Regions from separate parts of the Homo sapiens genome. Here region 1 is linked to region 2. A link is an interaction called in ENCODE POLR2A ChIA-PET data of the cell type or tissue named here. Cell type or tissue: MCF 10A. All regions are shown on one strand. Each heading gives the region's core, and the rest is flanking DNA. Links, peaks and the distances in the headings are about the cores only.

Region 1 (14,828 bases), core at 10,614-13,113, 110 kb before region 2:
CAGCCAATATCATACTGAATGGGCAAAAACTGGAAGCATTCCCTTTGAAAACTGGCACAAGACAAGGATGCCCTCTCTCCCTACTCCTATTCAACAGAGTATTGGAAGTTTTAGCCAGGGCAATCAGGCAAGAGAAAGAAATAAAGGGTATTCAATTAGGAAAAGAGGAAGTCAAATTGTCTCTGTTTGCAGATGACATGATTGTATATTTAGAAAACCCCATCATCTCAGCCCAAAATCTCCTTAAGCTGATAAGCAACTTCAGCAAAGTCTCAGGATACAAAATCAATGTGCAAAAATCACAAGCATTCCTATACACCAATAACAGACAAACAGAGAGCCAAATCATGAGTGAACTCCCATTCACAATTACTACAAAGAGAATAAAATACCTAGCAATCCAATTTACAAGGGATGTGAAGGACCTCTTTAAGGAGAACTACAAACCACTGCTCAACGAAATAAAAGAGGATACAAACAAATGGAAGAACATTCCATGCTCATGGATAGGAAACATCAATATTGTGAAAAGGGCCATCCTGCCCAAGGTAATTTATAGATTCAACGCTACCCCCATCAAGCTACCAATGACTTTCTTCACAGAATTGGAAAAAACTACTTTAAAGTTCACATGGAACCAAAAAAGAGCCTGCATAGCCAAGACCTGACTTCAAACTATACAAGTCTACAGTAACCAAAACAGCATGGTGCTGGTACCAAAACAGATATATAGACCAATGAAACAGAACAGAGGCCTCAGAAATAACACCACATATCTACAACCATCTGATCTTTGACAAACCTGACAAAAACAAGCAATGGGGAAAGGATTCCCTATTTAATAAATGATGCTGGGAAAACTGGCTAGCCATATGTAGAAAGCTGAAACTGGATCCCTTCCTTACACCTTCTAAAAAAATTAACTCAAGATGGATTAAAGACTTAAATGTAAGACCTAAAACCATAAAAACCCTAGAAGAAAACCTAGGCAATACCATTCAGGACATAGGCATGGGCAAAGACTTCACGACTAAAACACCAAAAGCAACGGCAACAAAAGCCAAAATAGACAAATAGGATCTAATTAAACTAAAGAGATTCTGCACAGCAAAAGAAACTATCATCAGAGTGAACAAGCAACCAACAGAATGGGAGAAAATTTTTGCAATCTATCCATCTGACAAAGGGCTAATATCCAGAATCTACAAAGAACTTAAACAAATTTATAAGAAAAAACAAACAACCCCATCAAAAACTGGGCAAAGGATATCAACAGACACTTCCCAAAAGAAGACATTTATGCAGCCAACAGACACATGAAAAAAGGCTCATCATCACTGGTCATCAGAGAAATGCAAATTGAAACCATAATGACATACCATCTCACACCAGTTAGAATGGCGATCATTAAAAAGTCAGGAAACAACAGATGCTGGAGAGGACGTGGAGAAATAGGAAGGCTTTTTACACTGTCAGTGGGAGTGTAAATTAGTTCAACCATTGTGGAAGACAGTGTGGTGATTCCTCAAGGATCTAGAACTAGAAATACCATTTGACCCAGCAATCCCATTATGGGGTATATACCCAAAGGATTATAAATCATGCTACTATAAAGACACATGCACATGTATGTTTATTGTGGCACTATTCACAATAGCAAAGACTTGGAACCAACCCAAATGTCCATCAATAACAGACTGGATAAAGAAAATGTGGCACATATACACCATGGAATACTATGCAGCCATAAAAAAGGATGAGTTCATGTCCTTTGCAGGGACATGGATAAAGCTGGAAATCATCATTCTGAGCAAACTATCACAAGGATAGAAAACCAAACACCGCATGTTCTCGCTCAGAAGTGGAAGTCGAACAATGAGAACACATGGACACAGGGAGGGGAACATCACACACCAGAGCCTGTTGGTGGATGGGGTGTTGGGGGAGGGATAGCATTAGGAGAAATACCTGATGTAAATGATGAGCTGATGGGTGCAGCAAACCAACATGGCACATGTATACCTATGTAACAAACCTGCACATTGTGCACATGTACCCTAGAAGTTAAAGTATAATTTAAAAAAATAATTTTAAAAAATCCGGATCCTATGGCCGAGCGGGGTGGCTCACGCCTGTAATCCCAGCACTTTGGGAGGCCGAGGCGAGCAGATCACGAGGTCAGGAGATCGAGACCATCCTGGCTAACACGGTGAAACCCCATCTCTACTAAAAATACAAAAAATTAGCCGGGCGTGGTGGCGGGTGCCTGTAGTCCCAGCTACTTGGGAGGCTGAGGCAGGAGAATGGCGTGAACACAGGAGGCAGAGTTTGCAGTGAGCCAAGATTGTACCACTGCACTCCAGCCTGGGTGACAGAGCGAGACTCCGTCTCCAAAGAAAAAAAAAAAAAATCCGGATCCTTATCTCACACCATACGAGAGAAGCAATTGCAAATGGATCAGAGGTCTAACTGTAAAAGATGAAACCATACAGGCACTAGAAGAAAACATGGATATGGTCTTGCATAGTCTGGTTGTAGAGAAAGGCTTTCCAACTATGACTCAAAATCCAGTGGCAATAAAAGAACAGATTGATATATTTGACTACATAAAACTAAAAAGAGGCCAGGCACGGTGGCTTATGCCTGTAATCCCAGCACTTTGGGAGTCCAAGGTGGGTGGATCACAAAGTCAGGAGATCAAGACTAGCCTGGCCATATGGTGAAACCCCACCTCTACTAAAAATACAAAAATTAGCCTGACATGGTGATGCGCACCTGTAGTCCCAGTTACTCAGGAGGCTGAGGCAGAAGAATCGCTTGAACCCAAGAGGCGGAGGTTGCAGTGAGCCAAGACCACGCCACTGCCCTCCAGCCTGGGCGACAGAGCGAGACTCTGTCTCAAAACAAAATAAAACACAACCAAAAAAACCTTAAAAGAAAAAAATGTTTTCTTGGCAAAAAATACCATAAGCAAAGTCAAAAGACAAATGACAAAATGGGAGAAAATATTTGCATTTATGTCACAGATAAAGAGCCAATGTCCTTAATGTAGAAACAAACTCTTTAAAAAAGTGAGAAGTGAGATATTTTATAAGTCCATAGAAAAATGGGCAAAAGACATGATGGATAAGTCACTAAAAAAAGATATTAAAATGGGCTTAAACATTTAAAAATATGTTCAATTCACATTATAAGAGAAATACAAATTTAAACTGTGCTGAGGTACCATTTCTCTCCTAGCAGATTGGCAAAAAATGTTTAATATAACAACACATTCTGTTGGTGAGGCTGTGGGGAAAGAGGTACTCTCATACATTGCTGGTGAAAATGCAAATTGATACAAACTTTCTGGGAGGAAATTTGCAATTCCTAACAAAACTACAAGTGTCTTCCTTTTGACCCAGTTATCCAGGAACATACCTTAAGTTACTTCTCCAACAACATAAAAAGTACTATAGCATTGTTTGTAGTGCAAAATTCTGGAAACATACTAAATGCCATACATGGAAGGGTAGCTGAAGAAATGATACTAAGTCCACACAATGAAATACTATACAGTGGCTTTAATTAAAGATTATTAGGAATATCTCTATGAACTGAAGTGGAGTGATTTGCAGGCTGTATTGTGAAGTGAAAAGGAGAAGTACAAATGAGTATCTATTGTGTGCTACTTATCATGTAAGAAGAGAGAAATCATAATATATACTTGTGTCGACTATACAGAACAACAACAACAACAACAAAAACATAAGAAGGACAAACCAGAAAGTAATGATAACGATTACCTAAAGTTGTAGGGTCCATGCCTGGTAGGTAGGAAGTGGGTTGGGGGTAAGTTACAAAGGGCAGTGACACTTCTCTGAGGATACCTTTCTGTGTAGTTCTGACTTTTAGAACCGTGTTAGTGTTTCACTTGCCTAAAACAAACAAACAAACAAGGTGGGGAGAAAACACTAACATAAAACACAAACAGAAAAAAAATGACCCTCATTAGAGGTGGAGGAACTAATCTAAGTAATATTTGAATAAAGTATTTTGACAAAAGGCAAAGACAGTGTAAAAAAATATTGAACTCTACTTACTGAGTTGGGTTTTTGCAGTAGAATGGGATAGCAATTCTGAAGCTACTTTCTGGGCATTCTAAGATTGAGCATTGTGTATAAATAATGTATTGTGGATAATGGGAGTCAAGTTTTTCACTATCAGGGAAGGGAGTTACAAATATGGCAAGAGGAGAAGGAAATATACTGAATCATGTGGTGTTAGGAATCTGAGGTGTCATCATAAACTCCAGGTTTTAGTAGATTGAATATAAATAGATGATTGATAGAGAGGTTGATTAATAATATAGATGTAGATAGATTAATTGATATTGATAAATGATAGATAGGTAGATATAGATAAATTTATATAGCTGTGTCCACCAAGGGAGCCTAGGATCAATGACACTGCAGCAGCAATAAGCGCATCTGGCACCCAGATCTTGGCTTCTAAGTACTATTCTCCACTAAAAAGAAGCAGGACTCCTTAGAGAAATAACTGATTCCAGGGCTGGTACAAGAAAAAGACCCTATGAGCCCAAAGCATTTTGTTGTACCAGAGTAAAGAAGAGCTTGAGAATAATAGGGATGTGTCAAAAGTACTCAAAACCCAACTTGAGCAATCTCCCACTGACCAAAATTTAACAGCAATAACTGATTAAGGCAAGGGTCATCAACAGATGCTAAAACTAGAGGGTAAATGTTTTATGAGAATGAGGGTATTTACATCATCTCAAAGTACCTCCCTCATACACAAAATGCTTTTTAATTACAATGGGAAAAATACAAAGGACAAAATTTACAGTGAAGAAACCTTAGAGACACTGCCTTAACCAAGTAATCAAACTTAACATTATCAATAATGCCACAAAGCAATGTCAAGTGCCTCCTCATATGCGGCACTGGTGAGGATACAACATCACTCCTGGAGTACTCACCAAAAATGCATAATCTGAATCTAATCATGAGGAAACAACAGACAAACCCATGTTAAGGAGTATTCTACAAAATCACTGGGCTGTACCAGATTAAAGGAAACTAAAGAAACAGGGAAACATAATCTTAAATTGGATCCTAGACCAGAAAACATAAATATTCCCCTTTGCTATAAAAGACAAAATAGGTAAATTGGTGAAATAAGCATGAGGTCTGTGGATTAGTTGATAACACTGTATCAATGTTAATTTACTGATTGATTTGATCATTGTATCATGGTTATATGAGAGATTGTCCTTTTTAAAGATATTTTGAAATGTTGAGGATAGGCCTGAAGTTTACTTTCAAATGGTTCAAATAATACAATTGGGGAGTAAAAAGTTAATCTTTGGGGAATTTAGTTAAAGGGTATATAGGAATTCTTTATTCTTATGATGTTTCTGTAAGTAATTATTTAAAAAAAAACACTGTAATGACAGTCTGCTCTATACAGGCAAATACAAAAAAACAACAAGAATAATAACAAACCACGTTTGCTACCAGCATGGGTCAGTCGGCTGGATTTCACTCCTGGGCTGCCAGTTTGCAATCTCTGGTTTAGAGCTGTTTTCTTGAGTTGATTTTGAGTGTGGTCTTGCTGATAACTGTTGCCAGTGCTGGAGAATGCTTTTGCTGCATCTGGAACTTTTAAACCAGCTTAGCACCAGATAAGCAGACAGCCCTTATATAAATAACCAATTTGATAATTTGACAATGAAACAGTTAAAATCCGAAGGCAGCCCCAGTCCTCCAAGATGGCTAGGGGACCGTGGTCCAGTCCTTCCCCCATGGAAGTCCTGCATTTCAACAGCTGCCTTGGAGAAGTGCAAGTACTCTGGCTTCCTGGTTTCTGGCCTCAACCATACACGATGCTAGAGGGGTATCAAATTATCTTTTAGAACCCCACTGTTGAAGAAAAAATGTTTGCATAAATAAAGGGAAAAAAGAAACTCTAAAGTTGAACAAGTAAAGTTATGAAGAAAGAAAAATCTGTTTCAATTTTGGAAACAGAAATGTTATTGTTGGCATGTCAAGCTTTTCTGTGTAAGAAGGAGAAGCCAGGTGAGTGTCAGGGCTTCCCCCAGGGACCTCGTGCGGCATATGGGAGGGTCACATCTGAGGGTGCAGCCCAATGTGCCAGAGCCAAGATATGTTAAATCAGTTCACAGACTGATCTCAGGACATTCATGCCACCTCTCCCTTCTCAGTCTACAATCACTCTTTCCTGCTTATTAATAAGTCCAAAAGCCACTAATAAGTCTCAAGACACAGACCAAGAATACTAAACTTAGAGGAGGAGGCTCCCTCTGAACTGGGTCTTGGGAAGCAGGCAAGGGTAACTCAAGGGAGGGGCAAAGAACAACATTCTTGGCACAGGGAAAGCACAAGCAAAGGAGAAGCATGACAGATATGACATAACTTTGGGCCTGTGTCTTTTTTTTTTTTGAGATAGAGTCTCACTCTCACCCAGGCTGGAGTGTAGTGGCTCCATCACGGATCACTGCAACCTCCGCCTCCCGGGTTCAAGTGATTCTTGTGCCTCAGCCTCCTGAGTAGCTGGGATTACAGGTGCGTGCCACCACTCCCAGCTAATTTTTTTGTATTTTTTTTAGTAGAGATGGGGTTTCACCATGTTGGCCAGGCTGGTCAGGAACTCTCTCTCTCTCTCTCTCTCTTTCTCTCTCTCTCTCTCTCTCTCTCTCTCTATATATATATATATATACATATATATATATATTTTTTTTGAGACAGAGTCTCACTCTGTTGCCTGGGCTGGAGTGCAGTGGCACTATCTCGGCTCACTGTAGCCTCGACCTCCCAGGCTCACGTGATCCTCCCACTTCAGCCTCCCGGGTAGCTGAGACTACAGGCATACACCACCACACCTGGCTAATTTTTTGCATTTTTTTTTTTTTGTAGAAATGAGGTTTTACCATGTTGCCCAGGCTGGTCTTGAACTCCAGGGCTCAAGTGATCTGTCCATCTCAGCCTCCCAAAGTGCTGGGATTACAGGCATGAGTCATTGCACCCGGCCTGGGCCTGTGTCTTAATCTCTTGCTATTTATCTGTATCTCTTAACATCTCTCTGGGAATAGTCCAATAGATATGCAGTTTGGAGTTGTAAATTTAGCTTCCTAAGGACAGGGAAGCCCAAGGAGCACAGATCTAGTAGATTCTGGGTTTCAGGCCTCCCTATCCAGCACGCAGGAAAAGTACCCGTCTTAGCCCCTGATCACGTGCTCCTCGTCCAGGTAACCTCATCTCCAGAAAAATGAGGCTGAGGAGGTTTGACTAATGATTATGCTTATCCCAGAATAATTTTCTAGATTTCTGTCAATGCCTTCCCTTCCTCAGATAAATCCAGTACAATCATTTCCTACGCCATCCTGCTTTAAGCACAGCATGCAGGAGTGGCGGGAGCTTAGAGTTAAGATCTGGAAACTCCCAATCAATGACTTGCCCTGTCATCTTGAGCAGCGGCTTCCCGGACAGATAGGATTCCCCGACACAAAGGCAATCATCACCATCTCAGCTCTGATGGAGCAAGCCACTTAACCTCGTGAAGCCTGTTTCCTCATCTGTAAGATGGCATTATTAACAGAGAGGTTGTGAAGACTGGTGAAGACAGAGTCCTGCCATGACAGGGCTTGACACACCTCCAGCTGCCTCAGGCTCTACCCAAAGCTGGGAGGAAAGGGAAGGGGGATCTTCTCTACACCTCAGGAAATGCCCCCCTCCACAGCTGTCAGGGCAGGCCCACCTCTGACATTTGCAGGACAAGAGAGCAAATGGAGGCCAATTCTGTATGCTGTGGAGTTTTCTTCATTCCATTCCATCTAAATCAGGAAAATGCAACAAAATCTGAGGCTGAATGACCAAGTTCGAATTTTAAACGAACAGATTCCTTGGAGTGCTGCACCGGAGTGTGACAACACAGGGACAGCCAAGCCCAGGCTCCTGGCTCACAGCTGCCTCACTGCTCTCCCCTGATGTGTGGGCCCCATGCTCAAGCCTGTGGGATAGGAAATTCCAAGGTCCTAGGTGCCCCAGGTGCATTTCGTAACAGGGGAGGTGGAGGCACAGACTTCAGGTAGCCACATGCCCTGGTGTCCTGCAAATTTCTTACCCCATGGGGAAGGGAACAACTGGACAAAGGCCTAAATAAAGACTTCTAAAGCACCAGGCCCAGGGCAAGCGTCCCTTTTGCTCAGGTCTAAGGGCAAGAGTGGGACAGGATTAGATATCTGACCTGTAAACAGTACCCCATTGACTGGCCAGTGACCTATGAGGTGTCCTGGCATGAAGAGCTCTGCCCAGAGAGGATGATCGTTGAAGACTGTAATTTCCAAAACTGGCTACCACAGTATTTCCATTCACAGGCTCTTCTAGCACGTTGCCATGCCCCTTCAAGAGATGGAGTCTATTTCTCCTCCCCCTGAACCTAGGTGGGACATTATGATAGTCTTGGTGAACAGAATGCAGTAGAAAAGACACTGAGTAATTTCTGAGACTAGGTCATAAAATGTGATATGGCTTCCGCCTGGGACTCTCTCAGAGGACACACCCTTGCAACCAGCCACCATGTTGTGAGGAAGCCCAGGCCACTGGAGAGATCACTGTTTGAAAACATAGGTTTCAGGCTGGTGGCGGAGGTTGCAGTGAGCTGAGATCACGCCATTGTACTCCATCCTGGGCAACAAGAGCAATTCCATCTCAAAAACAAACAAACAAACAAAAAAGAAAATATAGGTTTTATTATTATTCAGGTATGAAGAGGCCAACAGGTCAAGAGACGACTGCCATTGAAAAGACAGATTAGGCTGGGCACAGTGGCTCATGCCTGTAAATCCCAGCACTTTGGGAGGCCAAGGCGGGCAGATCACCTGAGGTCAGGAGTTTGAGACCGGCCTGGCCAACATGGTGAAACCCTCTCTCTACTAAAAATACAAAAATTAGCTGGGTGTGATGGTGCATCCCTGTAATCCCAGCTACTCGGAAGGCTGAGGCAGGAGAATCACTTGAACTCAGGAGGCGGAGGTACAGTGACCTGAGATTGCATCACTGCACCCCAGCCTCAGTGACACAGACACAGCGAGACTCTGTCTCAAAAGAAAAAAAGAAAAGATAGTTTGTTACTCACAGATCCAAGAGAAGGGGACACACCAAGTCATGCAGGAACACACGCAGAAGCACCAGCTTGGTCAGGAACCTGAGGGAGAAAGGAAAACTATGGCAAAGGCATTTAGTGTGGTTTCTACAAAAAGGAACAGGGTAAGCAGGTTCAGGATTAGCTAGTTTAAATAATTTTGGTGGGCTCTGAGGTGTAGGGGCTGGCCCCAGTAGTCTGGTACTTGGCCCCTGGGTGACTAGGGCAGGAAAATAGGGGCCTGTAATTGCTGGATAAAGGGGGTGGTTGGGAATGTGGGCACTGGATTGACTGGCTTGCATATGAAAGACACCCTCACAGGTCAGTTATTTGCTATCTCTAGGAATCTGCTATCAAAGGGGCAGTCCCTCCAAGGTCAGCAAGGCCCCAAGATGCCAAAAACAAGACCCCAATATGTCAAAACATCAGAGTACAGAAAATAAAAGACATGGTCAATAGCATTTGTAGGTTTTCCAGCCAACAGCCCAAAGCATCAGCCAACAGCCGGCATCAACTGTGACATGCGAGAAAGTAAGCCTCCAGATCAGTCCAGCTCCCACTATCAAGCAGCCCAGGTGACCCCACAGAAAGCAAAGATGAGCTAGGCCCACCAAGCCCTGCCTAAACTGCAGATTCATAAGCATATAAGTATTTTTTGATTCTGTAAAAGTCACTAAAATTGGGGGTAATTTTTTACATAAGTATAGTAACTTGAAAAATCGGAATGAACTAAGGCAAACAGACTGTCTCCCAGATTTAAACTGGGACTTATGAAAATTAGTGAGTTGTTAACAAGAGGACAAATGGTTAGACCCAAACTGAAGCAGTGATGAAAGATGCAGCTGAGTCACATTCATGACAAATGACTTGTCTGGAGTAACAGGAGTTTAGTCTGGAGTGGCCTTGCTCCTGAAAGACCCAGTTTCCTGAGGTCATCCCTGAGGCCTGCCAGGTGATATAATAGCTTTCTTTATGGTTTGAGCTGAGTTCCTGTGAGGCCTTGGATGGGCAGAGACTCTCACTCCAGGACCCTCATGCTGATCTTTCCCTGACATGGTCTCCATTTCCTGCACCCAAGGGAGCCTCTCGCCTTTGGAAACACGGTACCCAGCCACAGCTTGGTGTGCAGTAAACAGGCAGGATGGGTGACAACCACCCTCCTTCTTTTCTCTTACCAAGGGCCATCAGGGAGTCAGAAAGACACTAAATATTAACAAGCTGTGTGAACTCTCAACGTCTAGTCAATTCCATGTGGCTAGTATCCGTTTCCCCAAAATATTTTTTGCTTTTGATATTTTAAAAATAATTTTTAGTAGAACGTCCAGAAATTTTACTTCTTTGGTCCCATCCCTAAACTCAGACCAGGACAGGGAACCCCTTCTGGTTTGCACCCATTCCAGAGCCTTCTGGCAACAAACCATCATCTGTGTGTTCTTGCCTAGAAAGGAAGGTCCAGAGAGAGGAGGCCACTTGCCTGTTGCCTCTTTCAGCTGAGATAGGGCCTCCTTCTCCACCCATCCCAGCCAGGCACTCAGGTGTGGATCACAAGGAGTGCCTCCCATGGCCATGGTGGGATCAGAGCCAGATGGGGTAGATGGGGACAGTTCACTGGGGTTAAGAGCCCCATTTAGGAATGTGGGTTGGCAGTGTATGGGGGAGGGGAACAGTGTGCATCAGGGGCGCCTGAGTGTATGTTAGCAGCAACCAAGGAGGGCTGTGTGGCAGGGGAGGGGGAAGTGGGAGAGAGGGAAGGAGAGTGGAGTCAGGAGACAGACTGACTAATTTACTGAGATTTTTTTTTTTACCTCCTTGTATTCTTTTTTTTTTTTTTTTTTTTTTTTGGAGAAGGAGTCTCAGTCGCCCAGGCTGGAGTGCAGTGGTGCAATCTCGGCTCACTGTAACCTCCGCCTCCAAGGTTCAAGCAATTCTCCTGCCTCAGCCTCCGAGTAGCTGGGACTACAGGTGCACGCCAGCACACCCAGCTAATTTTTTGTATTTTAGTAGAGATGGGATTCACTGTGTTGCTCAGGCTGATCTCAAACTCCTGAGCTCAGGAAATCCGCCTGTCTCAGCCTCCTGAAGTGCTAGGATTAAAGGCATGAGCCACGGCCCCTGGCCACCTCCTTGTATTCTTCCCTCCCATACCCTGACCCCTGTTCCAGAGGAGAGAGCCCAGCTCTCTCTCTACCCAGGCCTCTGGGAAGTTAGTGTGAAAAGTAGAAATTGCCTACAAATGCTCATCTGTGATCATGTTCATGAGGGAGGCTCTGAGAACCTTCCAAGACCAAGAGGGTAGGAGGCTGGGTTCCAGGGGAGCTGAAAGAGGAGGGCAGTGCTTGTCAGGGCTGAGACCTGGAGGGCCAGAGCGGGAGGGAGGGAGGGAGAAACAGGCAGTGCCAACGTAGAGAAACCAGCCTGGGCAGAGACAGCCTTGTCACGTGTGAGCCCAAGTACAAATGAGCATGTAGCTGCACGTACCAAGGTGTGTGTCTGTGACCAGACCTGCCCGTGAAATATCTCCCTTGCCCAGCCAAGGCACCGCCCATGTGAATGGTGCCAGTGGGAGGTCTGCCATGGCAGCTGCCTGTCAAAGCTGATGCTATAAAAGATGTGAGAGGGCAACTACCTTCCCAGAAGGGGCTGCATACACACGCATATGGACCCCCTAATATATACACGGGTGCATGCAGTGATGCACATATGGGTTGGCCCTTCCTCTTCATCAGCAGGCAGCCTTGGGATGACGGGTGACATAGAATTCACACCACAGAGTGTGGCCACGTCTGGGTCTGCTCACCTCAGCTCCAATACAGCCTGTGTAGGCATAGGCCAGGGAATAAAGGGGGTACCTGTGGCTGGGCCAGAGCCCAGGGCCTGGGGAGCCTGGCTGAGAGAGGCGACAGATGACAGCAGCCAAGCAAAAGTAACCTCCATCAGCCAGGCCACATGATACCTGCTAGCTGAGATATGGGGAGTCATCCAAGGGACAATCCACACAGGGGCTAAGTGTGGGGTTCCACCTCAAGGGGCTCAATGGCTCCAGAGTCACTAAATCAACTTGAGACTCTGTGACTCTCTGCCCTTTCAGGAGCCAAAGCCACTCCTGCTAGTGGGCTGAGGGCACACAGAGATACCCTGCCCCCTCTGCTCTGGGAGCTATTCTATTGTGATAGGGTTTCAGGGCAGGGCCATGCCCTCCCCCAGCCGGGGCTGTCAGAGAGGGCCCAAGCCTGAGGCCATGTCCTCTTTTTGCACCCAAACTCTCTGGGTAAGGCAGGGCTGTAATTTTGGAGGTACAGAAGTGGTGGCAGGCGTGTCCCCCTCCAGGAAGGCTTCTTGGGTTTCTGGGTACGCTAAGAATGTTTCAGCTCATTCCCAAGGTCCTAGAGTCTATCTCAGATCAGGATGTGTCTTGTTCTCAAATTCCCCAAATATCTCCTGACCACCAGCTTTAGGCCAGATGCCCTTTTCTCTGTGTGCCCAGGACCCTGGTTGACTGCCCTTTTTTCCTTCACCAGTGGCTTGCATCCACTTTGCCTTTCATTTTCCTCCTCCAAGACTGGCTGCCAAGTGGGGCACATCGCTCCAGTTCCCCTGCTTTCTACCCTCTCCAGACAGGCACTCAGGCCTTCATATTCCTGAGGGCGTTCTTTTTTGTTTTTTTTTTTTGAGATGGAGTCTCACTCTGTTGCCAGGCTGGAGTGCAGTGGCGCGATCTCAGCTCACTACAGCCTCCGCCTCCCGGGTTCAAGTGATTCTCCTGCCTCAGCCTCCCGAGTAGCTGGGATTACAGGCCTGCGCCATCATGCCCAGCTAATTTTTGTATTTTTAGTAGAGACGGGTGTTTCACTACATTGGCCAGTCTGGTCTTGAACTCCTGATCTCAAATGATCTGCCCACCTTGGCCTCCCAAAGTCCTGGGATTACAGGTGTGAGCCACTGCGCCCAGCCTCCTGAGGGCATTTCTGCTAATACTCTGGGGAAAACTGAACAAGAGTGCAAATCATGACAGGTAAGGTAAGAGACACGACTGAGCCCACTCTGACTGTGGTGTACACTGAGGAACTGGCAGGGAGAGAGGCCTTCCACATTCAGCTGGGCTCAGGAAAAGGACCACACAACATTGTGGCCACCAGGGGGCGGGCTGCACCTGCTGGACCACTGACCCGTTTGAAAGCCTTATTCTTGGGAGTGAAGTGTCTTTAGATGGGAAGGATGCTGTCCCCAGGTCCCACCTGGGGACAAGTAGAGAACATCCCTGGGGACAAGGGTAGAGGTAGAAGATGGCTAGGAAGCCAGGTGTCAGTGGACATAGACATTTGATTGGAAGAATCCATGTGTGATGGGGGAGAGTGGGTCTTGGTAAGAAAGGATCAGGATGTTGAGGAAGCATGGGAGTTATGGGTGTTGAAGGCAGAAGGATGAGCTTCTGGGGATCCCTTAGGGATGGTGTCCTGGAACAAGCTGAGTGGGGAATACAGGGTGTCTTGAGGTGTAAGGATGTCCTCTGCCTTTCCTAACACCTTGATCATCCCGGTTATGGGGAAAAGTAGTAGCTGGAGGTCACATCCTTCCCCTAGAGATCTCTATCTCCTTGCTTCAGATGCTACTCGCAGGCCACTCCAGCCCAGGCATGTAACTGTGATTTGATTACATGAGCCAGTAGAGCCCCCACTGTTGCTTAAGCTGGTCTGAGTTTTGACTTTAACCTTCAGATCTTAACTAGTTTCTGAACTGGTGCCTGTTCCTTGCTCAAGAGGTCTCAGTGGCTCCAGATTACCCTTAGGTTAAATTCCAAACTCAACCTGGTCTTCAGGACCTCCACCTCTTCCTCCGTCATTATGTCCTACTTCTCCTCAAATACAGCCTTCTCTGTGGAGATTGTAGATGAAAAAGTCCGCTCATCCAGGAACTGAAGGCTCTGGAAATGACACTGTTAGCATCATCACCTCTGTGGGGACTCCCTGGAGAATAAATCAGTTCTACTCTGTGCCACCCTCTGATTGCTCTTCTGCCTCCTCCATTAGGCTGTGAGCCCCTTAAGGGTATTTTGTCCACTGCATGTGGCCCTAGCCTGGCACAATAAGGGCATCCGATACATACTTGGTGTGGGAGTGGTTTGGCCTGCCTAGGCTAGCACAGGGCTCTTTGGAACTGATTTCAGACTCTGGGCCTGGTTCCCAGTAGGAGAGAAGGGCTGCTGCCTGGAGGAACCTCATCTAGGTCCCAAGGTGACCCCAGGAGAGAGACCTGTGGGTGGGCTCAGGTTCATTTCCACTTTACTAATCACCACGAATCTCTGCCCAAATCCAACTTCCACTTCTTTTCCAATAGGACACTTACCACCCTCAGGCCCAGCTCCTGAAAGAAAGGGCTGGGAAGACTGAGCTAGAGACATGTGAAGCTAGACTCAGAAAGAGACAGAGACATAGAAAAATACCTGAGACAGAGAGCGAGAGACAGAGTCTGAGTAACAGACACACAAAACTTGAGACTGAGATGCCCACAAAGAGGAGAAAAAGCAGACCAAGAAACAGTGCCCGCCAGGAGAGATTCAAAGGTGGCGAGCAGGGCAGGGGCAGGCTGCGAATGATGGAGGCAGAGAGCATTGCAAAGGGCCCTCAACTTTGTCTGGGCCCACAAGCCAGAAACTTGGAGGCCATTTC
Region 2 (13,619 bases), core at 11,032-13,531:
TGCTCATCTCATCGAAAGTGTGTTCTGAAGGTGCACCTGTGTGCAGGGGCTGTCTGCACTCTCCTACTAGAGCAGAGCTGAAGACTGATTGTCACTAGACGGGGAGAGAGTGTCTGCTGGCATCTGGTGAGTAGAGGCCAGGGATGCTGTTAAACATCCTGCAACAAATAGGACATCCCTCACGACAGAGTTATCCAGCCCAGAATGTCACTAGTGCTGAGGTTGAGAAACCCTACTCTGAAGTGACCCAGCCAGGTATGGCAGCACACACCTATAGTCCCAGCTACTCAGGAGGCTGAGGCAGGAGGATGGCTTGAGCCAGGAGTTTGAGGCCGCAGTGAGCCGTGATCACACCACTGCATTCCAACCTGGGTGACAGAGCAAGACCCCATCTGTAAAGTAAAATAAAATAAAAATAAGGAGACCCAAATAGGCTGTGAGCTTCTGCTTAAAATCTCCTCCACCAAATACTATGCAGCCGTAAAAAAGAAGAAGTCATGTCATTTGCAGCAACATGGTTGGAGCTGGAGGCCATTAATCTAAGCAAACTAATGCAGCAACAGAAAACCAAATACCGCACGTTCTCACTTATAAGTGAGAGCTAAACACTGAATACTCATGGACAACAAAGGGAACAACAGACACTGGGGCCTACTTGAGGGTGGAGGTTAGAAGGAGGGTGAGGATGAAAAGACTATCTCTTGGGTACAGTGCGTATTACCTGGGTGATGAAATAATCTGTGCACTAAACCCCCATGACATGCGATTTACCTATATAACAAACCTGCACATGTACCCCTGAACCTAAAATAAAAGTTTTTTTAAAAGTATGTCCTCCGCCAAGTATGTCTGTAGGGGCAGTGACCTACTCTTGAGTCCCTGTATTAGGAATAATATTATTTAAGAGCTTCTGAAATGAATTTATCTGTGCAAGTTCTTGAAAACTTTGATTTATTTGATTGCATTGTCTGTTGGAGAGCAGCATAGCTCTGCCTTGAGTGATGTCAGAAGGAAGCTTAAAATCCTTAAGACAAGCCGGAAATCTGAAAAAGGAAGGAACTGTGGAGATCATCTCAAGAGGAAATGATACTTGCTCTTATGCTGCAGAGGTGATGACTAGGGGTTGGAGATAATCAAGAAGTTGCTAAATAGTTCTTAGTGTCAAAACAGAGCTCAGAAAGGTGCCAGGCAGCTGCCATTGCGAGCCATCAGGTTTGGCCCCTTCACGTGAGACCTCATTATCACTGTAACCCTCTTAATAAAAATGGACACATCTTTTCACAAATCCTTCAGTGTACAAGGCATGAAGCAGTGCATTGCCTTATTAGGCCATCTAAAAAAGAAGAAACAGAAACTGGAAATGCTCAGTGGAAATAAACTTTTTTATTAGCATTTCTTAACAATGCTATAATGAAGTGTTTCCATCAATTAGGTTTGGAATGGCTGGCATTTGGGGCTGAGGAATATTTGAGGCCTTTCCTTGGGGCCTAGGTTTTCTTAACACTCCCTGTGAATACAGATTGTGTTTCCCTTAAAGGAAAGCTATCCCCTTGTCTGTTGCCTGGGAGGGAACTTCTTGTACCTTGCCTTGTCCCCTCTCCCCAGTCTTCCCCTGGGGAGCTCCTGGAATGACCAGGGGGTCATTGTAATCTGGTGAACATGTCTTCCATTCCCTGCGTATGATATTGACTTAGTCTTTTTAGGGAAAAACTTGCTTAAAAGAAAAAACAAACAGTTTTTAGAGGGAACCAAGGATTAAAGTATGAGTTTTTATTTTTGTTTTTTAATTAAGGATTGAATTCCTGGGAGTAAGGGAGGTGCTATTTAAATACACAAAATGGTTTGTGAGTCTCAGGAGCCCAGCCTGGCTTGTTGGGAGAGCAGGTGTCTGAGAGACAGAAGGAGCCTCATGCCTTAACTGTGGAAAATTTTCAGGTTCCTCCTGTTGATTAAACACCACCAAGGTACAGAGAATGGCAGATCATGCAGCTGCTGTGCTCAAGAGGGCTTTGAAGTTTCTTTTGAGAATATGATCTTCTCTTCGAACCTGACAATGATTTTTTTTTTCTTTTTCCTCAGGGTGACCAGAGGCAGGTCATTCCCATACCAAGTGTATGTATATTTATCTAATTTTATTTATTAAAACAGTCATAAAATCTTGTGGCTTTGGGCCTACTTATATAAAGGATTTTTTTTAATGTTATTGCTTATGGTGAGTTTATCATGTGGTATAAACAGCTCTGTTCTGTTAAAAAGAAAACTGAAGCTGCATTTTAAACTGTGAGCAGGAAGTTCTGTACAGAGACAGTTTCCTTTCTCAGGAACAGCAGGGCAGCCAGCTCCATTAACCTAATTCTCATTTTTCCTTTCTCTCTGGGAAGGACCTCCAAGCTGAACAAGCTGAGGTTGCTCAGAGGCCTCACCCACACCCCACTATCTTAGCCTCAACTCCATAGATTGGCGGGAACATTGTTTTGCCCAGACCCAGTTCTTTGCAGCAGATTCAGTCCCAGTGGAACTGGGCTCACCAAGCCCACGTCCCAGGTGACCAGACTGTTTCTAACTTATCAGTGGTAGCATGGCTGTAGCTCCGAGATCAGAGAAGTCACTGTAACTATATTCTCGGGACTTGCAGGACCCATCCCACAGGCCTGCTGTGCTGCCACTCTGCCCCAGCTGGGCGCTCCCTGAGGCCACCCCCACTTCTGTTGTCATCCCTGAAATTTGTTCCACCCCAGCACCGTCCTGCACCAGCCACCCCTCAGCCATCCGCTGTCCTGGCTGTCCCTTCTCTTCCTCCTGCTCTGCCAGCAGAGCCACCCAGCCTGAGGCCAGTCAGTAAGAAGTAAACTGAAGACCGACTCCCAAAAGAAATTTACAGTTGAGATGCCTGTATCAAACAAGACCTTTCAAATAGTCTTATGTCCTTAGAGAAGGATTTAGGTTTCAAAATGTGTCTATAAATTAATTTTTTAGTCTGTAAAGATGATCAGATTCAGATTACTTGATTCAAATGTGTTCATCTCTCTTTCCTTGGAGTTTTTCACATGTTTTCTGGGAACATACAATAGACACAGCAATCTTACATAGAAAGGAGTAGATGGATTTCACGTGTGCAGGTTGACTCCAAAGGCTTTGGTAGTACATGTCACTTACAAATTGCCCAAAAAGTTTACAGTAATTTCATTTTTCTCAAAACTCTAACTCTTCATTGACTAATGCGTTGCAAGAGTCTGTGTAGTGATTCTGACTTTGCCCATGTGCCTGAGGGTTGGGTTTTGTTGAGAAAACTGGCTTTGATCAAAAAGATTGACCTGGCAGCACAACTTTTTATCCAGAGTTTGAGGAAGATGCTCAGCAGAGTTAATACCAGAAGACTCTTTAACCTTTATATAAAGTAGTTTTTGACATATTTTTTTCCTGCAGAGGTACCTACATTAAATGATGGCAGGTAGCATCTCTCCTTCCACCTTCAATATCACTATTACTGTTTTTTCTTAAAGCTAATTGGCAGCCACGTGCAAAGTTAAGTGCAGAACAAAAGCACTTGTCAGTATAAAAACCCCACTGAAGAAACGGACCCTTTTCCCACAAATGTAGATTCAGCCATGTATAGAATTCTGGAATAAGATAAACAAGAAGAAAATTCCTTATGTAATTGATCCTACTGATAGATCAATAAACTGCTGACTGTGTCCTACATGTGAGATGTTGGGTCAGGCCATGTGAACCTATGAACTATCTTGCCCAAAGAAACAGCCAAGCTAAAGGAACTTGCACTTTTGAATGATGACCTCCAGAAAAGCATTTCCACTAGTGAGCACAGTGTGATTTCCACTGACTGCTTAGCATATAGGACTGATCCCAGTCCATCCGGGCCAGCTCAGCTCTGGAATCAAGTCTTGGGAGCCCCTGCAAAATCTGCACCTACCTGAAAAGGCGCCAGGTTGCATAAGCAGCGTGGTTCTGGCCTTTCTGGACCTCAGGGGGACCTGGTGAGTGCTGGGAGCCCTGAGAGCTTAGGGTGCCATACATAGGAGCAGAAATCTGGGCTTGTGCTGAGTCTCCAAACCAGATCCCACAACCTCCTGAAAGCTTTCTTCAGGCCCTGAAGGTAAAGAATCCTCTAAGCCTGTGGTGACCAGAGCAGCTGCATCTGGGGTCCCTATCTGTGCCTGTCACCTCACCCCTCTTTTTTCATTCGCATGTTGCTCTGTTTGTATGTGTAGGTTTGGTCTTTTAATTTTTTACTAAACAGTAATTCAAGCTCATGGTTAATTTTTAAATATTGACGGATTTGGGATTAACACCTGTGGGAATACATACATACACACGTACGTGAAGTTGAAAGATTAAAGCAAAGAGAAAATATCTCTCAATGTAATCCTACTGCCTTCTAGGCAGTACCACTTTTTAATATATGTCATTTATCCTTCCAGAAGTTTTCCAGACAAACACAAACATATTTATATAAATGAAATTGTGTTGTATTCACCATTCTGCAAATTGCTTGTTACTTTCTAACAAGATGCCTTGAACATCTTTCCAAATATTAGTAGGTATATATCTGCCTCATTGTTTTATATTTCATTGATGGCATTTACTTTGTTTCCACTTCTGTGCTATTACAAATATTTCTCTTAAAAATATCCTCTTTTCTGTGTGCTTATGGACTTGTGTGATAGTTCTTTGTGATCAGTTTCTATTTGTGGAAATGCTAGGTCAAAGGATATATTTTACAGTATTGGTACATTAAAACCAAATTATCCTCCAAAAGCTTATGCTAATTTACATTCTCATGAATTATCTATGAGAGTGCCTCATACCCTTACTGAAAATGATAATCAAATGTTTCAATCTTTGCTAATCTGAAAATAAAGAATAGTATCAGGCCAGGCGCAGTGGCTCACACCTATAACCCAAGCACTTGGAGAGGCCGAGGAGGGCAGATGGCTTCAGCTCAGAAGTTCGCGACCAGCCTGGGCAACATGGTGAAACCCCATCTCTATAAAATATACACAAAATTAACTGGGCATGGTGGCCGGGTGCGGTGGCTCACACCTGTAATCCCACTGAGGCCGAGGTGGGCGGATCACCTGAGATCAGGAGTTCCAGACCAGCCTGACCAACATGGAGAAACCCCATCTCTACTGAAAATACAAAATTAGGCTGGGCGTGGTAGCTCACGCCTGGAATCCCAGCATTTTGGGAGGCTGAGGTGGGCAGATCACCTGAGGTCGGGAGTTCAAGACCAGCCTGACCAACTTGGAGAAACCCCATTTCTACTAAAAATACAAAATTAGCCGGGTATGGTGGCACATGCCAGTAATCCCAGCTACTCAGGAGGCTGAGGCAGGAGAATCACTTGAACCCGGGAGGTGGAGGTTGCGGTGTGCTGAGATCATGCCATTGCACTCCAGCCTGGGCAACAAGAGCAAAACTCTGTCTCAAAAAAAAAAAAAAAAAAAAAAAAAATATATATATATATATATATATATATATATACACACACACACACACACACACACACACACACACACACACACAATTAGCTGGGTGTGGTGGTGCATGCCTTTAATCCCAGCTAACTCGGGAGGCTGAGGCAGGAGAATCACGTGAACCCGGGAGGCGGAGGTTGCAGTGAGCCAGGATGGCACCACTGCACTCCAGCCTGGGCTACAGAGCCAGACCCTGTCTCACAAACAAAACAAAACAAAACAAAGATTGGTATCAGTTTATTACTTTGATTTGCATTTCTTTATCAATGAGTTTGAACAGCTTTTCACAAGTTCATTGGCTTTCTTCTTCTCTATTCATTTCCTGTAGTTTTTTATGCTGTGTTGCTTGTCGTTTTAAATTTTAAGGAAATTAATACTTTTCCCCAAATGTATGATATATCTTTTGGCCTTTTTTGTTTATAATTATTTTGGCCACAAGGAAGTTTTAGTTTTATATAAGTAAATATTAATATCATCCTTTATGCTCCTTGATTTTATATTTTCTTCTAGTATTTTAATAGTTTTTAATAGTTTCACCATTATACCTTTAAATCTTTGATCCATTTGGAATGTATGTTGGTGTAAGGCATGAAGTAGGAAGCTATCCTTTTTTCCAAGTGGCTACTCAGTTGTCCCAGCACCATTTATTGAGTAATCATGTTTTGCACGCCTATTGGAAATGACATCTTTATCCTTACCATTAGTATCGTTCATCTCCCAACTATGAGCCAGGATTTAGGGCCTTCCTTAGTGGGAAGCTTCATGGGCTGTTTGGTGAACGTCGGGTATTGAAGTATTAGGAAAAGATGCAGAGGGAACGAAAGTTTGAAACTGCTGAAGTATGGGTGGTCATGAATTGAGGTGAGCACTCGAATGCCTTGGCCCCAGTGAGGAACGCCACTGAGGCTGTGTCCTGAGTCCTACCGATCCCATACTTTTGCTTAAATTACACAGCACACAGATGCTCACAAACATGAGGCTGGCAGTGTAACCGAGCCATAAAAATGCTGAAAGGGGAGAGGATTTGTTTTCTAACAGCTATGTTTCTATGCTATTTGCCTAAGGCTTTTAATACAGCAATAGTACACTTCTTTCCACGAAAACATTATGAAGAACATACAAGCAGGACAGCTATTCTAATTAAAAGCAGTCTAGAGTTCCTCTTGCTCCCCTCCTGCGTTAGGCCCTGACATCCACCTGGAGCTCTGAGGGCTTGAGGAGCACAGCGTGCAGACCTTAAGCCTGAGAAATCTTAAGTAAGGAAACAATAATCCAATGTACCAGGAAGAGGTACTACATCTGTAAGATTTATGAGAGTTTGTGGGATGGGCACTCCAAGAGGAAATAAGCTTAGTGTTAACTATTCATGGCTGCCAGTTCTCTGCCAAGGACAGGAAATTTCAGATTTACTCCCAGGAAAGGAACAGGAATGAATACCATTCCCAAACCGTGGATGGCAAGCCGTGGTCCCTTCCTCCTCCACCCACCCCCCGGCAATGCTCTTTGTGTACATTTGAGCAAGTCATTTTGTATAAGAAAGACCTTTCTTGATGTGACTGGTATTTCTCTTGTTCTTCAGCTTTATGAAGACTTCAGAGAAAACTTGGTGCAGGACATTTCTTAGTTAATGATTCAAGCATCACCTGAACAGATCAATTGAAGTAACAAAGCACTGTGTATTGTCATTATATAGCATCCTTACATTTCCAAGGATGCAGCTGTCCCAAAGAATTCTTACCCATGGGCTGAAGAATTTGCATTAATCTAAAGCCAAGCTCTCAGGGAAGCTGTGTGCATTTAGGAAACAGCAGAGGATTAATGGAACCTCCTAGCCTGTTGCCTCCCAACTTGGCCTTGTTCCCTGCAGCACAAATTAAAATCAATTGCTTGCTTAATATGAGTCTCACCCTTCTCCATCTTTTCTCTCTTAGATCGTACCATGAGGGGTTTTACTTACTGTTAACTTTTCTCTCTTAGATTGCACCATGAGGGGTTTTACTTACTGTTAAAGAATGCTTGTAAAGTGTGGGTTAACTGTGCTAAGAAAGTAATCTTTATTCTTGGGTTTGGAAAATGAACCACTTTTGGCAGATCTTTGATGTTTTCAGAGATGCTAGGGTTAGAATTTCTAGATCCTTATTTTCCAGGCTAACAATTAAATTAATAAGTTAAAACATTTTAGTAGTTTATAAACGCATAGGAAAAGGACTGGATAGACACTAATGTCAAAAGGGAGACATAGAAAAGAGAATGATTGTGTTTTACTCTCATAGGTCTATAATCTTTACAATGAGAATGTGTTTTATATTAAATAGTTGTGTAATAAAAATTCAAACAAATTTTATTCTGGTCACAAGCATGCTTTCTGCTCTGTCCCAGACAACAAAAATGACCCACATTCTCTCTACTATGTTCACTTAGCTCATCACACTCTGCCTTTTTAAAAACACCTTTTGATAGAAAACTTTTTGCAAATTTAATTTTTTAAAAATAACCTGCTGACTCACTGGTTTGTAATGGAGGACAGAGTCCTTTCTAGATCCTCGAATTTCGTGCCTGTCTCCAAGGCACATCCCCACATCCCGTCACAGTGCTGCAGGATTAGGGAGGATTGCTTCCAGCTGAAAGAGATGGGAGGCCATAAAGGCTCTTTCTTCTGGATGACGTTGGAAAGGAAGAAACATGGAGTTAGAAATGCTTATGTCTCCACACGTAGCCTCTTCCTGGGCAACCCTGGACAGTCTCTGTCTGCCAAGGTGATCATTGTACTTGCAAATTTACCTAACCTGTTGACTGCCTGTGTTACATTTACTATTGAACCAGCTAGAGTTCAAAATTAACTTTTGATCACTGACTTTCAGTTTGAACCAAAAAAATAAAAAGAGGAAAGAGCCACGTAAAAGGAAATACAGCTTGATTTCATTTTTTTCTTGTTTTATTTGATGAACTAAATTGTCCATTCTTCAGGGGCTCAGAATAGATATTTCCTTTTGTTTTGTATCAAATATTAAAGAGAGTTTGACCTTCTTTGCAGGTCAGAAAATTAATTAGTTAACTCTGGATATTGAATATGCCACAAAGTAGACTAAAATACTTCAGATCATTTCTAGAATGAGGCAAGGCCTAAAGAAATAAATCCTCTAAATCGAGTGAGGTTGGCCAGAGATACCTAGCATTTTATGGTTGGCTGAAGATACCCAGCATTTTATTAACTCTTTATGACTTCTTTATCACGAGATTTGAGTCACCTGCTACTAAGACACATAAATAGATTGTTTGGTCAACACACAACATGTGGATTAAAGTATAACTTTCAGAGGCAGAGAATCCAAGGGGTAAAAATACCACATTTGCTCAGTATTCTACCACAGTGCGGTGGCACAAGGTGGCACTGTACCTGGATTGGTCTTATTTCTGTTTCCTAGTGTTGGGGGTAACTCTGGACTGCATTATGCTGGTGGGCCTATAGTTTGTCTTCAAGTTTTTTAAAAATCTCAGTCACTAAAAAAAAAAAAAAAAAAAAAAAAAAAAAAAAAAAAATCTGTAGTTCCAACATAGCTCTAATATCTACTTATGTGCCACAGTGAATTTCAGGCAAAATATGACCCCACGAAACAGACCTCCATTGTGACAGTACCTATTATAATTAAATACTCATTCTTGTGTAATCCATTTTAATAATAACTGTAGCCACCAATATATGTGTGAGGCAAAATGCTGGGCATTTTATTGCCATTATAACTGATAACAACAACCTTTCATGGTAGGTATTACTATCCCAATTTACAACCAAGAAAGTGACAGAGCTGATGATTGAAACCAGGTTTGTCTGGTTCCAAAGCCTAGGACTTCATAGCAGTCATTCAGATCGTGGCACCGTATTTGATAAAACTTTAGTTGCAAACTACTTATTCCTATTGTTCTTAATAAAAGCCCATTATACGCTTGACCAGGCATTTAAATGTTTGAAAGTAGTATAATGCAATACTGATTGGTTTGTCTTTTACATAAATGTAATACTGATTTATTTTTCCCCTTTAGCCACCAGCTAAGTACCTTCTTCCAGAGGTGACGGTGCTTGACTATGGAAAGAAATGTGTGGTCATTGATTTAGATGAAACATTGGTGCACAGTTCGTTTAAGGTAAATCAACATAAAAAAAAAATCCATGATCTTTGTGATTTGATAACAATTGTATTGGAAAAGGGAAAACAAAAAGGATGAAAGCTTATGGTGGTTAGTGTGTGACTTCACTCTTCATGTAGAAATCCCAGGAGCTGCTTATTAACCCAGGTGAACATTAACTAAAGTAGTTGAATATTAACATAATTAGTTTGGAAAGAAAACACTAAGCTACCAACATCACTGGGACCTCATTCTTAGGAGGTTTGCATTTTCCAATGCTGTAACCGCTGCAGAAATACTTTTCAGGTGGCACAAGGCACTCAGTGCCCCCAGGATACTGTTTATATTTGTCAAGATGACCAGAGTGCTATGTGTTTTATTGGGAGGGGGAGGGGAGTCTCTGTTGGAAACTGTCAAATGACCTGGTATCATGGAGATTTTCCCAGATTGATTTTTGAAAGATGTCCAACTCTGAAGAAGACTTCCAGACTTCAGGGCATCTGAACAGATTCAGCCATTTAATTTGAGCATCTTCATGACAAGAAGTGGCTGGGGTTTTTTGCAAGCTTCACAGCTAAATGAGTACCCACCTTCAGGACTTCCCTCCTGAAGGGTGTGGAGGTCAGACACTCTTCCTTCCTGTCACCTTCCCTGATCTCCATCTTCCTGCTGGAAAAACAGCAGAAACGGCCTCCATGCAGGAAGAGCTGTGGCGACACTGTTAAGAAATGAGTTAGTTAACCATTTTTTTTTGACGTGAAATAAATTGTATAAAAGAGGCAAATGATGAAAAGTTTGGAAATAGGAGATTGGTGTTTTGGGGAGAAGAAGCAGGTATTTAGGATTCTGGTCTTGTTTTCCTTGGATTATTTCTGGTAATGGGACTGCTCTATCATTGTACTGCATTCCTCTTTCCCCCACCAGCCTGGGACTCCCCTTCACTGAGAGACATGAAGGTCACCATCCATGATGGGGCATGTGTCTCACATGAACCATAGTCATTCCTTACAAGTTGTAGGAAGCAGAAGAGCTGTCAAATGTGCCCAAACACCTTTCTACCAGAAACATCCTTCTTTGTTCTTCTCACTAAACAGAGACCTTTCTGGTAGGACAAAGCCAGAAAATTGTCTTTGAGTCCTTTGAAGAGTGGAGAAGAGACCACACTGACCTCTAGCAGTGAGAAATTGCCTTGTTCTGGCTACTGGGGCATGCAGGGACCACCTCATTCCCTAGCACTTGAGGACCAGCCCCTTCCATAGTTGGTCCAGGGGATATGGTGACTTTGTGTCCCAGCTTAACCCTAGATAGCATTGGAAGCCATTTCTCCCCCATGGGCAAGTTGCTCAGGACTTTTCCAAGTCTCTGTGAAGGAAAGCCCTTCAGAGCAGGGGTCGGTTGCCATCACAGCATAGAGAACTCCCTCCCAAGCAACTGTGGGAGTGTAGGCAACACTGGCCAGATCACCTGATGTTACTGAGGATTCCTGGCTCCAAAGGCAAGGCCCTGGTAGCCCCCAGTGTCTCTAGCACCTGCTCGGAGAGCATTGATGCCACAAGCTAATGTGAATGGTGTTTCCTCATTTCTTCCCTCCCCTGGCCTGCCTACATTTGCAACCAGAATATTCTTTATGGTTTTTAAAGTTCTGGGCATTTCAAAGTCCTTTGAGAATCTGAAAGCTGTGAACCCTCTTCCCTTCGAAAATGTACATTTGTACAATGCATAGGTTCATGGATCCCAAGTGAAGAACCCTAGCTGTAGCAGAGTCTCCTTTATACCAGCAGGAGAGAGGAGAGTAAGGGTGGTGCTTGCTGTAAGCTGGGGAATGGTTTTTCTCTTTTTAATATACTCCGTGGAATGTGATTCCATAATCTAATGCCTTGGGAGAGTCTCTTCCTTCAGTCTTTCCTTTTGTTTTTTAGCATGATTCTGATTTTAGTTGTGCAATTATATGATATTAAACTCATCCTTGGCCTTCCAACTCTGGGAGTAAATAAACAGTGATCATAAGCTAAGTGCTTAGTAACGGTGCTATGACCTAGCATTGTCCATGTTTTTTTGTTTTGTTTTTTGTTTTTTGTTTTTTAGTTTATATATCAACAAAGAGGGTTTGTGTGTACTGTGATGGGCTTAAAAGCAGACTTCGGTTCAGAGTCTGACCAGATGCTGTACCCCTACCCCTGCCCAGAGGCCACCACACACACCTTCTCCTTCCTTCTGTCTCTCTTCTCTTGTCCAGGGGTTTGCAGGCTGATGATTCAGTTGGGCCTGTTCATTTAAGTAGTTTTGTACCTAATTTGTGGAATTCCATTGAGAACTGTGTGTAAGTTCATCATTGAGAACGTAATGACTGCTGAAGAATCATATTTGAATTTTAAATGTCATTAATATTGTCAAAGAGTTATTTAAAATATCCAGAAGTTTGTGGGTGTGCTGGATGTTGTGTTCCTTGGAGCGGAGCAGGCATAGGGTGGGCTGGCTCTGTACCCCCACCCAAGGCAGGAGCTGGTGCCAGGCTACCTGGGAGGGCCTGAAATCACTGATTCTCAGTACTGGACTGGGGCCATGGGCATGCATCAGACCCATCACAATAGCTAAGGAAGAGAGGAGAAACTGAGGTCCAAGGAGAGGAAGAGCCTGCCCAAGGGTGTGGCCTGCGGCCTCTGACTTTACCCCCACATGGCCTTGTTACTGTTTTGAGTCCGTGTGGCCATCTTCTCCTGCTGAGCAGCCCATCGCAGGGCAGCCGCCAGTTGTGGGTCCAAGTACAAATAGTTTTCCCTCAAGCAGCACTGTCCTCGGAGCCCATTACATGCTCAGCTCCTCCCCCTGGTGGCTAGCAGTGATTCCCCATCACCCCAGCAAGACTCTGGGCAAGAGCTGGAGTTTTCAGGAGCCCCATCCTCTAGCCAGGCAGTGCCACACTTTTTGGTTGAGGCCAGGCAGGTGATATTGGACCAAGATGCTGAAAATGTAATGACATTCACAGTGGAAAATAATGTGCTTTCCTGCTTGTGCTTATTTTAAGGAACCAAGGCATGCTTCATCATCCTCCTCCTGAACTGTTTTTTCCAATAACCAAAACATTGGTCTAGGCAGGCTTTTTTCTTGCTAAAATTTCCAGAGTTTTTTTGTTCCTTCAGACATATTAATTATAGTCTCTTTTTTCTCTAGCCTATTAGTAATGCTGATTTTATTGTTCCGGTTGAAATCGATGGAACTATACATCAGGTAAGAAACTGAAGCTAAATTTGAGTTTCAATTAAGATTTTTTAGTACTTACATTTCCTATGAACTTTATTTCTAAATTCTCATTTCAGTAATAACTTTATTACGGAATCAAAAGGAAGCATACTGTAATAAATACAATGTTTTTCTTTTTTTCACTCCAATGAATTTATTTTATACTGAGATTATAAGGAAACTATAGTCGTAAATATTAGATGCGGTTGCAAGTTCAAATAGTTCTTTGATTTGAATTTCAGAAGTTTCCGTATCCCCCACTGGCCTAGCTTGATGGTCTAATTAACTTCCTTGTGTAATTGCTTTCGGCTACTCTCCTAGCAGGCAACAGGAAAATGCCACAAGTCACCCACTTATGGTGGACTCTCGGGAAAAAGTGTCCATTTTCAATGCCAGCTGCTCCAGACTGATCTTATCATTCCTGCATCGTTTTCTCCAGAGAATCTTTAGCAAATACCCACCCCAAAAGAAAAAGGGGGAAGGGTGTGAGTTTTCGGATCCGCAGGCTGCTATGAATAAAGATGCCGTAGTCAGTTGGCATGCGTCTTCGTTGCTTCTGATTTTTTTTCCTTATCTGCATAAAGCTCTTCCGGAAATAACTTCATTTATGAACAAATTGGGAATGTTGTAGGAAAACTAGCTTTAGAGGTTGAAGCTGGGGGGCTTTTGTCAGATTTTCCACAGGGATGATCTAACCATCTTCCTTGTCAAGTCCAAGGTCTTAAAGGGAGCGTATCTGGCCTGATATCCCAGGAA

What was found. ChIA-PET counts read pairs that join two places held together with the same protein. Peaks named below come from ENCODE experiments on the same cell type or tissue, not always from the same donor. Only the 100,000 strongest peaks of a DNase experiment are listed, where the experiment ranks them.
Region 1: POLR2A ChIA-PET joins it to region 2 with 15 read pairs; 18 of 35 experiments call an interaction of 5 or more read pairs at or near these places.

Annotation. Positions count from the first base shown.
Region 1 is chr3:37,842,268-37,857,095 of GRCh38, forward strand. The region is part of intron 1 of ITGA9-AS1 (ITGA9 antisense RNA 1); the gene reads right to left. Among named protein-coding and RNA genes, the nearest start is that of ITGA9-AS1, 12 kb to the right of the region's middle. In MCF 10A, for the core only: no CTCF peak of the experiment used is centred there; a DNase peak (open chromatin) is centred at 11,614.
Region 2 is chr3:37,955,032-37,968,650 of GRCh38, forward strand. It overlaps CTDSPL (CTD small phosphatase like), which reads left to right. Exons shown (of 8, transcript NM_001008392.2): 3 at 2,080-2,112; 4 at 9,540-9,641; 5 at 12,795-12,851. Among named protein-coding and RNA genes, the nearest start is that of MIR26A1, 7.6 kb to the right of the region's middle. RefSeq lists an enhancer at 6,834-7,445. In MCF 10A, for the core only: a CTCF peak has its summit at 12,452 (motif pointing left); a DNase peak (open chromatin) is centred at 12,440.